2 separate regions of the Homo sapiens genome follow, and region 1 is linked to region 2. A link is a contact called in ENCODE Hi-C data. All regions are on one chromosome and are shown on one strand. Each heading gives the region's core, a stretch centred on a gene start or an enhancer-like site at or near the end of the contact. The rest is flanking DNA. Distances are from core to core; before and after follow the strand shown. Region 1 holds the start of ZFAND2A-DT (ZFAND2A divergent transcript). Region 2 holds the start of EIF3B (eukaryotic translation initiation factor 3 subunit B).

Region 1 (4,444 bases), core at 800-3,299, 1.2 Mb before region 2:
AATTACAGCTAATGAAAGTCAACAAACGCACTGTGTGGGGAGCATTCCATGGAGTTTTAGTACAAATACCAGGTGTCCGCCATTCGTAGTCAACCCCATTAAGAGACACGGACTCCTTCACAGGCCTTTTAATTCCTAGTCTATGAAGCACTCCTTGAACTCGGGTTTCTATTTAAACTCACACTGAGGGGGCGAGAGCTAATTCACACAGCTGCCAGTGATGATTACGACTTTGGTGAATTTTAAGTCACAATTTTATCCATGGAATATACTTGTTCACATAAACAAAACTCTGTTACTAGGTGCTAAATCACATCAGTTGACTCCATTATCCAGAGAAGATTTAACTCTGTCCCTCGCCTCTCTCTTCAACTCCCTTAGGCATTGAATCTTACTGTGAACTTATTCCTCGATGACATCAACCTGGAGTTGATCAGGGAGAAGCGCAAGCTGTTAAGTCACTATGGAAAACAGGCAGACAGCTGGTGAAACTACCGCACTCGAGAGAGAATCAAGGGGCTCACGAGGTCCCCTCCATGATCTAGTACCCACCAGCCCTCCCGGGGCCTTTTCCTGGGGCTCACGAGGTCCCGTCATCTAGTACTCACCAGCCCCTCCCGGGGCCTTTTCCTGACCTTCCCATCAGCTCTCTCCCCACTCCTGGAGGCCTCCTAGACTGTCGCCTAAGACTGGAACACTCTCGCCCATGGCAAACGTCTAGTTATCCCCTCCCGCCTCAGTTTAAAGCCATTCCCACCCTCCCCAGTTCCCTCTATGTTACACGCCCGCTACTTAAGGTGCCCATTAGTCCTTTCCCAGCCCTCCTTCGCCCACAGCTTCCAACTACAGATCCGCTGCTTTACTATTAGCTCCCGGTGCCCGACACACAGCAGGCGTTCCGAAATTGTTTTGTTCAAGGAATTCACAAGAGTTTGATGTGAATCCCCAAATGATTTTGTTCTGGACGCACAGCACCCGTCCTAGGAAACCAACACCCTACCCTGGCGGGCCGGGCCCGCAGCAAGAAAACACACATCTACGTGGCTGTCACTCGGCTGGCGGGTTAACGACCCCGTGCGACCCGGTACTACGGCCCCGATGGCAGGCCCGGCCCCCAGCAGACAGCCGGACTCCCAGCAGACAGGCCGGACCCCCAGCAGCCAGACCCCGGCAGGCCCGGTCCCCAGCAGACAGCCGGACCCCCAACAGCCAGACCCCGGCAGGCCCGGTCCCCAGCAGACAGGCCGGACCCCCAACAGCCAGACCCCGGCAGGCCCGGTCCCCAGCAGACAGGCCGGACCCCCAGCAGCCAGACCCCGGCAGGCCCGGTCCCCAGCAGACAGGCCGGACCCCCAGCAGCCAGACCCCGGCAGGCCCGGTCCCCAGCAGACAGCCGGACCCCCAACAGCCAGACCCCGGCAGGCCCGGTCCCCAGCAGACAGGCCGGACCCCCAGCAGCCAGACCCCGGCAGGCCCGGTCCCCAGCAGACAGGCCGGACCCCCAGCAGCCTGACCTCCAGCAAGCAGCCGGACTTTCAGCAGCCGCACTCCTAGCAGACAGGCCGAACCCCCGAGCAACCTGACCTCAAGGCAGGCCCGACCCCCGGCAGACCCTGTCTGCGCAATCCCGGCCCCGTACCTGGCTCTCGTCGGGGACCCAGGCAGCTGAGGTGAGCAGCAGATGGAAGAGACGTAAACTCAGGTGTCCTCCTCCGTAGTCGGCTCCGGGTAGCTAAGCAGAAAGAACCTCGACACTGGCACCGAGACGCCGTCGGAGGCACACCCACACCCACACCGGAACGCAACATCTCGCTGCCCGCGGCCTACGGGGATTTATCCGCAGCCCCCGGATCTGAGAGCCGTCTGGGCCTTGGGGTTTCCGGGCGCGCCCCGACAACGTCACCCGCAGACCGGCCAATCCCGCCAGGCCGCGGCCCAGTGGCGCCGGCGCACACCGAAGACGACACCAGCCATCCGGCCAATCCCGCCCCGCCGCGCCCCGCAGGCCCGCCCACTCCTCGCTTCTCCACTTCCCTTCTCGAAGTGTCCGGTCGCTTCTCGCAGGCGGCGCGCTTGCTGGGTCACAGTGAGGCGGCTCCGCGCAGGCGCAGCCGGGCGGGCGAGGAGCGGGGAAGCTGACTCAGGGCTGCGGCCGGGGTCCTGCGGGGTAGGAGCGCGAGGCCGGCCTGAGGGAGGAGGCCTAGCGACCCATCCGGCGCCTCCCGCCCCGGGCACCCGCCCGCGGCCGCGCATCCTGCGGGCCCCAGGAGGCCTCCATCTCAAAACAACGTGTTTTTAGGTAATTTCAAACTTAGGGAAAAGCTTCAAGAATAATACCGAAAATGTCAGTGTCCCCAGCACCTAGATCCCCCAGTTAAATCCTTTTCCATTTCACCGCGCTGCCCCCCGCCCCCTGGACGGTTATGTGGCCGCGTGGGGTTGGCTCTGCCCAGGGCCGCGGTCACTGCACAGAACGCCCTGCACGTAAGGGGCTCCGCCTGGGTAAGACCCCGCCCAGCTGGGCAGGAGGAGGGCGTGGGCCCAGGACATGGAGACCAGCCTGGGCAACATAGCGAGACCCCATCTCTGCAGAAATAAAATATTAGCCGGACGGTGCACGGTGGCTCAGGCCTGTAATCCCGGCACTTTGGGAGGCCGAGGTGGGAGGATGGCCTGAGGTTAGTGTCTCACATGTCTGTGTGAAGAGACCACCAAACAGGCTTTGTGTGAGCAACAAGGCTGTTTATTTCACCCGGGTGCAGCCCGGCTGAGTCGGAAAAGAGAGTCAGCAAAGGGCGATGGGATTATCATTAGTTCTTACAGGTTTTGGGATAGACGGTGGAGTTAGGAGCAATGTTTTGCAGGCAGGTGGTGGATCTCATAAGGTACATTCTCAAGGGTGGGGAGAATTACAAAGAACCTTCTTAAGGGTAGAGGAGATTACAAAGTACATTGATCAGTTAGGATGGGGCAGAAACAAATTACAAGGGTGGAATGTCATCAGTTAAGGCTGTTTTCACTTCTTTTGTGGATCTTCAGTTGCTTCAGGCCATCTGGATGTATACATGCAGGTCACTGGGGATATGATGGCTTAGCTTGGGCTCAGAGGCCTGACAGGAGTTCAAGACCAGCCTGGTGAACATGACGAAACCCTGTCTCTACAAAAATAAGAAATGAACGCAGCATGGTGGCATGCACCTGCAGTCCCAGCCTCTTGGGAGGTGGAGGCATAAGTCAGCTGTGAATGCGCCCTGCACTAGAGCCTGGGCAGCAGAGCAGACCCTTCCTCAAACCCAAAAAGCGTCGTGCCAACCAGACCAGATGGTCGCCTAATCAATAGAGACCATGCCCAATCAGGTAAGGACAGACACAACCAGGCATGCTTTTTCTTGTTTTGTTTTTTGTTTGTTGTTTTGAGATGGAGTTTCACTCTTGTTGCCCAGGCTGGAGTGCAGTGGTGTGATCTCGGCTCACCGGAACCACCACCTCCTGGGTTCAAGCGATTCTCCTGCCTCAGTCTCCCAAGTAGCTGGGATTACAGGCATGCACCACCAGGCCCGGCTAATTTTGTATTTTTAGTAGAGACGGGGGTTTCTCCATATTGGTCAGGCTGGTCTCAAACTCCCAACCTCAGGTGATCTGCCTGCCTCGGCCTCCCAAAGTACTGGCATTACAGGCGTGAGCCACTGCGCCCAGCTTGTTGTTTTTCTTTAGACAGTGTCTTCCTCTGTGGCTCAGGCTGAAGGGCACTGGGATGATCACAGCTCACTGCAGCCTCCACCTCCCAGGCTCAAGCCATCCTTCTTCCTCAGGCTCCTGAGTAGCGGGAGCTACAGGCATGCGCCATCATGCCTGGCTAATTTTTGTATTTTTTGTAGATACGGGGTTTTGCTATGTAGCCCAGGCTGGTCTTGAACTCCTGACCTCAGGTGATCCCTCTGCCTCAGCTTCCCAAAGCGCTGGGATTACAGAACATGAGCCACTGTGCCCGGCTTATTGTACAGTCTTTACTCTCGGTTTTCACCAGAGAACTCAAGGGCTGTGAAAAGAGCAGGACCTCACCAGCTGCACGGCGGTGGTGACTGGCTCCATCTTGCTGTCCCTCCCAATCACACAACATCTCCCCTTGAAGGCTCTGCCCAGGCCCGGACTCCCACCTTTCAAGATGTCTGGATCAGTGCAGGACCTCCTCCTTGGCCACATCGCTCTCCTTGGACTGGTTCGTTAACCCTGTTTTACCCACATTTTCTTTTTTTTTCTTTTTCTTTTTTTTTTTTTTTCTGAGACAGAGTTTCATTCTTGTTGCCCAGGCTGGAGTGCAATGACTCGGTCTCGGCTCATTGCAACCTCCGCCTTGCAGGTTCAAGTGATTCTCCCACCTCAGCCTCCCAAGTAGGATTACAGGTACACACCACCACGCACAGCTAATTGTTTTGTATTTTAG
Region 2 (4,370 bases), core at 621-3,120:
ACTAGGCATGGGAAGACTCTGCTTCTTTTTCGCTCTTTTAAACACCGTTAGGATGGGATGGGTGTGGTGGCTCATGCCTATAGTCCCGGCACTTTGGGAAGCTGAGGGAGGAAGACTGCTTGAGGCCAGGAGTTTGAGACCAGCCTGGGCAACACAGTGAGATGCTATCTACAAATAAAGAAATTAGCTGGGCACGGTGGCACATACCTTCAGTCCCAAGTACTTGGCAATGTACTTAATGTCACTGAACTGTACACTAAATTGCATATTAAAATGGCTAGGCCCTGCGCGGTGGTTCACGCTTGTAATCCTGGCACTTTGGGAGGCTGAGGTGGGAGGATTCTCTTGAGGCTGGAAGGTCCCGATTGCAGCGGCGCTGTGATTATGCCACCGCACTCTAGCCTGGGCAACAGAGCGAGACCCTATCTCTGAAAACAAACAAAACAAAAAAACTATAGGATGAAATATACATAAAATTTACCTTTTTGGCATTTTATTTTATTTTTTCGAAGACAGGGTCTCGCTATGTTGCCCTGACTGGTCTTGAACTCTTGGGCTCAAGTGATCCTCCTGTCTTGGCCTCCCAAAGTACTGGGAAGAGAGGTGTGAGCCACCGCGCAGGGCCTAGCCATTTTAATATGAAGTTTAGTATACAGTTCAGTGGCATCAAGTACATTCACCATGTTGTACCATCACCACCGTCATCTCCAAAACGTTCTCATCCTCCCAAATTGAAGGTCCGTCCCCGATAAACACTCCCCACTCTCCACCCCAGCCTCTGGGTACCACCTGTTTTATTTATTTATTTAATTTTCGTAGAGATGAGGGCTGGCGTGCGGGGGGTGGTGGTGCTATGTTGGCAAGGCTGGTCTCCAACTCCTAAGCTCAAGCGATCTTCCCACCTCAGCCTCCCAAAGTGCTGGGATAACAGGCGTGATCCACTGGGTTGTTTTCTAGGATGATTAAGACATCCCCCAACCAGTGGTTGTCCTCCACTCCGGCAAAAAACAAGATAGAAGCCACATGCACCCAATGCCCGTCCCGTGAGCACCCGCGCAGAGCGAACCGCTCCGGTCCCTCCGGAGTCAGCCTCGAGCTCCACGCGGCGAGGACCCGCCCCCGCCCCCACGTGACCCGCGCTGTCCCGCGCTGAAGGCGGCGGCCTCGGATGGACTGAACCACTGTGAAAGCCCGAATGGGGGGAAACAGGCAGTGACGGCCGCTAGGGAAGGACTGGGGGTAAGCGATTAAAGAAACTTCCATACATTTTTGTATCGCGCCAGGCAGTCGTCCTTCTAGTCGTGTGGGCCCTCTCTGGCTCGCCCCGAATTCCTTTTCTATTTTGAAGTAGTCTGTCCTTTTGCTCAGTCAGTAGGCGAGTCCAAGTGACAGACACGGACAGGGGGGACTTTAGTAACGTAAACTAAACGGTTTCCCTAGCGAAAGGCTCAGACGCCCTGAGCAATCGCCTGTTGAGTCTCCACTCTTCCAGGGTATTAACTGTTGAGTTAGAGGACATTTTCCTAGCATTCCGGGTACTAAAATCATTTCTTGTCCCCGCCTTCAGCTCCACAAATAGTTCAGTCCCGCCCCGCAGCGTCCGACGGGAAAGGAAAGGGGGAGGACGCCATGTTGGACGGAACCATCTGCTGCCACACATGGGGTGGTCAATGCTCCCATGAGTTTACTGATGCACAGAAACAACCTTGCTGAATGGAATTAAGCACTTTCTTGTCACAAATATATCAGTTTGATGATTTTCGGGCGCGGTCTTGTGGATGCGAGTCCTCTCAGGGTCGTTCGTGAGGCCCCAGGGCGTGGGTGCGCCCCCCGCCCCGCGGCCTTGGTGCGGCCTCCCCGTCGCACGCACATGGCTGGGCTGTAGCCGTCGCGGCGCGCGGTGCGGCCTGGGAGAGTCGGAAGCGCGGCGGCCGCGGAGCCCTGCGAGTAGGCAGCGTTGGGCCCATGCAGGACGCGGAGAACGTGGCGGTGCCCGAGGCGGCCGAGGAGCGCGCCGAGCCCGGCCAGCAGCAGCCGGCCGCCGAGCCGCCGCCAGCCGAGGGGCTGCTGCGGCCCGCGGGGCCCGGCGCTCCGGAGGCCGCGGGGACCGAGGCCTCCAGTGAGGAGGTGGGGATCGCGGAGGCCGGGCCGGAGTCCGAGGTGAGGACCGAGCCGGCGGCCGAGGCAGAGGCGGCCTCCGGCCCGTCCGAGTCGCCCTCGCCGCCGGCCGCCGAGGAGCTGCCCGGGTCGCATGCTGAGCCCCCTGTCCCGGCACAGGGCGAGGCCCCAGGAGAGCAGGCTCGGGACGAGCGCTCCGACAGCCGGGCCCAGGCGGTGTCCGAGGACGCGGGAGGAAACGAGGGCAGAGCGGCCGAGGCCGAACCCCGGGCGCTGGAGAACGGCGACGCGGACGAGCCCTCCTTCAGCGACCCCGAGGACTTCGTGGACGACGTGAGCGAGGAAGGTGAGGGCGCCCGGGGCGGGGCTGGCGAGCGGCGCGGGAGCGTGGCTGGGGTTCCCGAGGTGGGAGATATCGTCGGGCTGTGCCACCGGTTCGTGCAGAAGTTCCAGCGAGGGTGTCCGTGTGTTCCTGAGAAGCCACCGAGGGAGGGGTTCCCGAGTGCCCTGGAAGTGTTCTGAGAGCCCAGCGCCTCCCCTTTTCTTTCCTGAAAAAGGGGACAGGGTGGAGCTCACTTCGGGAGCCAGGCATTTGCATGACAACCAGAAATCTGAGAGGGTGGGAGAGGGCACATGGGGTACTCCGTTATGGCTGGGTGTGCTGTGAGTGTAGCAGCTGGGGGTACGGCAAAAACCGAAGACCCGGTGGCAGGTTTGCGGGTCTACGTGTCCCCAGAGCTGACCAGTCAGACCTCCCAAGGTCTGGATCGGAGGAACAGCTTGTGGCAGAGCCGGTGATTTTGTCCTCCTGCCCCTCAGAATTGTCCATCTCCAGAGACTTCCTTAGTGGGACAGGCACCCTGTGAAATTCCAGTTTGATTTTTCTTTATCTCTTGCGCTAAATCTATAAAGAGAGTTATTTTTCCAGGTTTTAATATTGCCGATAACAGCCAGCTTTGCCTTCATCTCAACCTTGATTGGATTTACAGGCATATTTTTGCTTCCTGTCTCAGAGATTTTTTCCTGAAGCTACTTCTGATGAGAGCTGGTCTCATTTGTTTTTCTTTTGTTTTTTAGCTCTCTTAAGCCTTTAAGTTGGGAACACATCAGCCTCTGCAGATTGGCTAAGTTGATACTAGAGTGAGAAAAATAAAAATACCCTTGCTGATGTAGCCAGCGATACACCAGGACAATTTCGGGAATAACATGGAGTTGCCAATTTATGATTTAAACGTATTTTTAAAAGGCTATCAGAGGGCCGGGCTGGGTGGCTCACGCCTGTAATCCCAGCACTTTGGGAGGCCGAGACGGGTGGATCACGAGGTCACCATCCTGGCTAACACGGTGAAACCCCGTCTCTACTAAAAATAAAAAAAAATTAGCCGGGCGTGGTGGCGGGCACCTGGATTTCCCAGCTACTCTGGAGGCTGAGGCAGGAGAATGGTGTGAACCTGGGAGGCGGAGCTTGCAGTGAGCCGAGATCCTGCCACTGCACTCCATCCTGGGCGACAGAGCAAGACTCCGTCTCAAAAAAAAAAAAAAAAGAAAAAGAAAAAAAGGTTATCAGAAATACAAGTCAGCCAGGTGTGCTGGTGCACACCTGTAGTCTCAGGTACTTGGGAGGCTGAGGCACGAGAATCACTTTAACCCAGGAGGTGGAGGTTGCAGTGAGCCTAGATCCCACCACTGCCTGGGCGACAGAGTGAGACCCTGTCTCAAAAAGTGAAAAATTAAAAAATAAAAACGCTGTCAGTTACTGTGACCATTACTATATTACACTTTTTTTTTTCATAAAAGACATTTTAGCATGAAAAGCAGGAAGGACACCACAAACTAAAGACTTTGGGAACATCTAGTCTACGCCCCTCAGTCCTGAGGAAACTTGTCCCTGAAGGTGGAGTAGGCTGCTGAGAATTCCCAGTGGGTCTATACTGCTTGGCCCACCAGACTCTCCTGCTCAGAACAGTGTTCTTTCTAACGCTTCAATTGTTATTATGGTTTAAAAATCAAAACTTTTGGTTTAATGATTATTTTGAGCCCTTGGATATTCTGCTACTTTTTTAAAAAGCATTATTTGAGCCCATCGAATTCACAGATTTCTAATACGTAGATTACTTCTGGAATTGGGAAGAGTCAGAGGATGCTAATATGACGACAGGGTTGGCCAGGCTGGGTGACGGCTGTGGGTCCTCAGCGGGCCCACGTGGCCCTGAAGGTGCAGTGTTGGCCAGAGTGACAGGTGAGGCATCTGG

The links. A loop is a pair of places that touch in the nucleus more often than their neighbours do. Pooled maps may share reads with other maps.
Region 1: a loop to region 2 is called in a pooled map, with 14 times the contacts of the local background. The contact joins the promoter of ZFAND2A-DT here to the promoter of EIF3B in region 2. A Hi-C loop is called at or near these places in 7 of 50 pooled maps.

Annotation. Positions count from the first base shown.
Region 1 is chr7:1,158,325-1,162,768 of GRCh38, forward strand. ZFAND2A-DT (ZFAND2A divergent transcript) reads left to right here and starts at 2,050. Exons shown (of 3, transcript NR_110069.1): 1 at 2,050-2,299; 2 at 4,028-4,219. It overlaps ZFAND2A (zinc finger AN1-type containing 2A), which reads right to left and starts at 1,872. Exons shown (of 5, transcript NM_182491.4): 1 at 1,640-1,872. RefSeq lists enhancers at 974-1,488, 1,489-2,001, 2,002-2,515, 2,516-3,028 and silencers at 1,811-2,350, 2,361-2,410.
Region 2 is chr7:2,352,957-2,357,326 of GRCh38, forward strand. EIF3B (eukaryotic translation initiation factor 3 subunit B) reads left to right here and starts at 1,871. Exons shown (of 19, transcript NM_001037283.2): 1 at 1,871-2,464. The coding sequence starts at 1,966. It also overlaps a transcript of SNX8 not described here. RefSeq lists enhancers at 662-1,217, 888-957 and silencers at 1,758-1,897, 2,078-2,167, 2,218-2,327.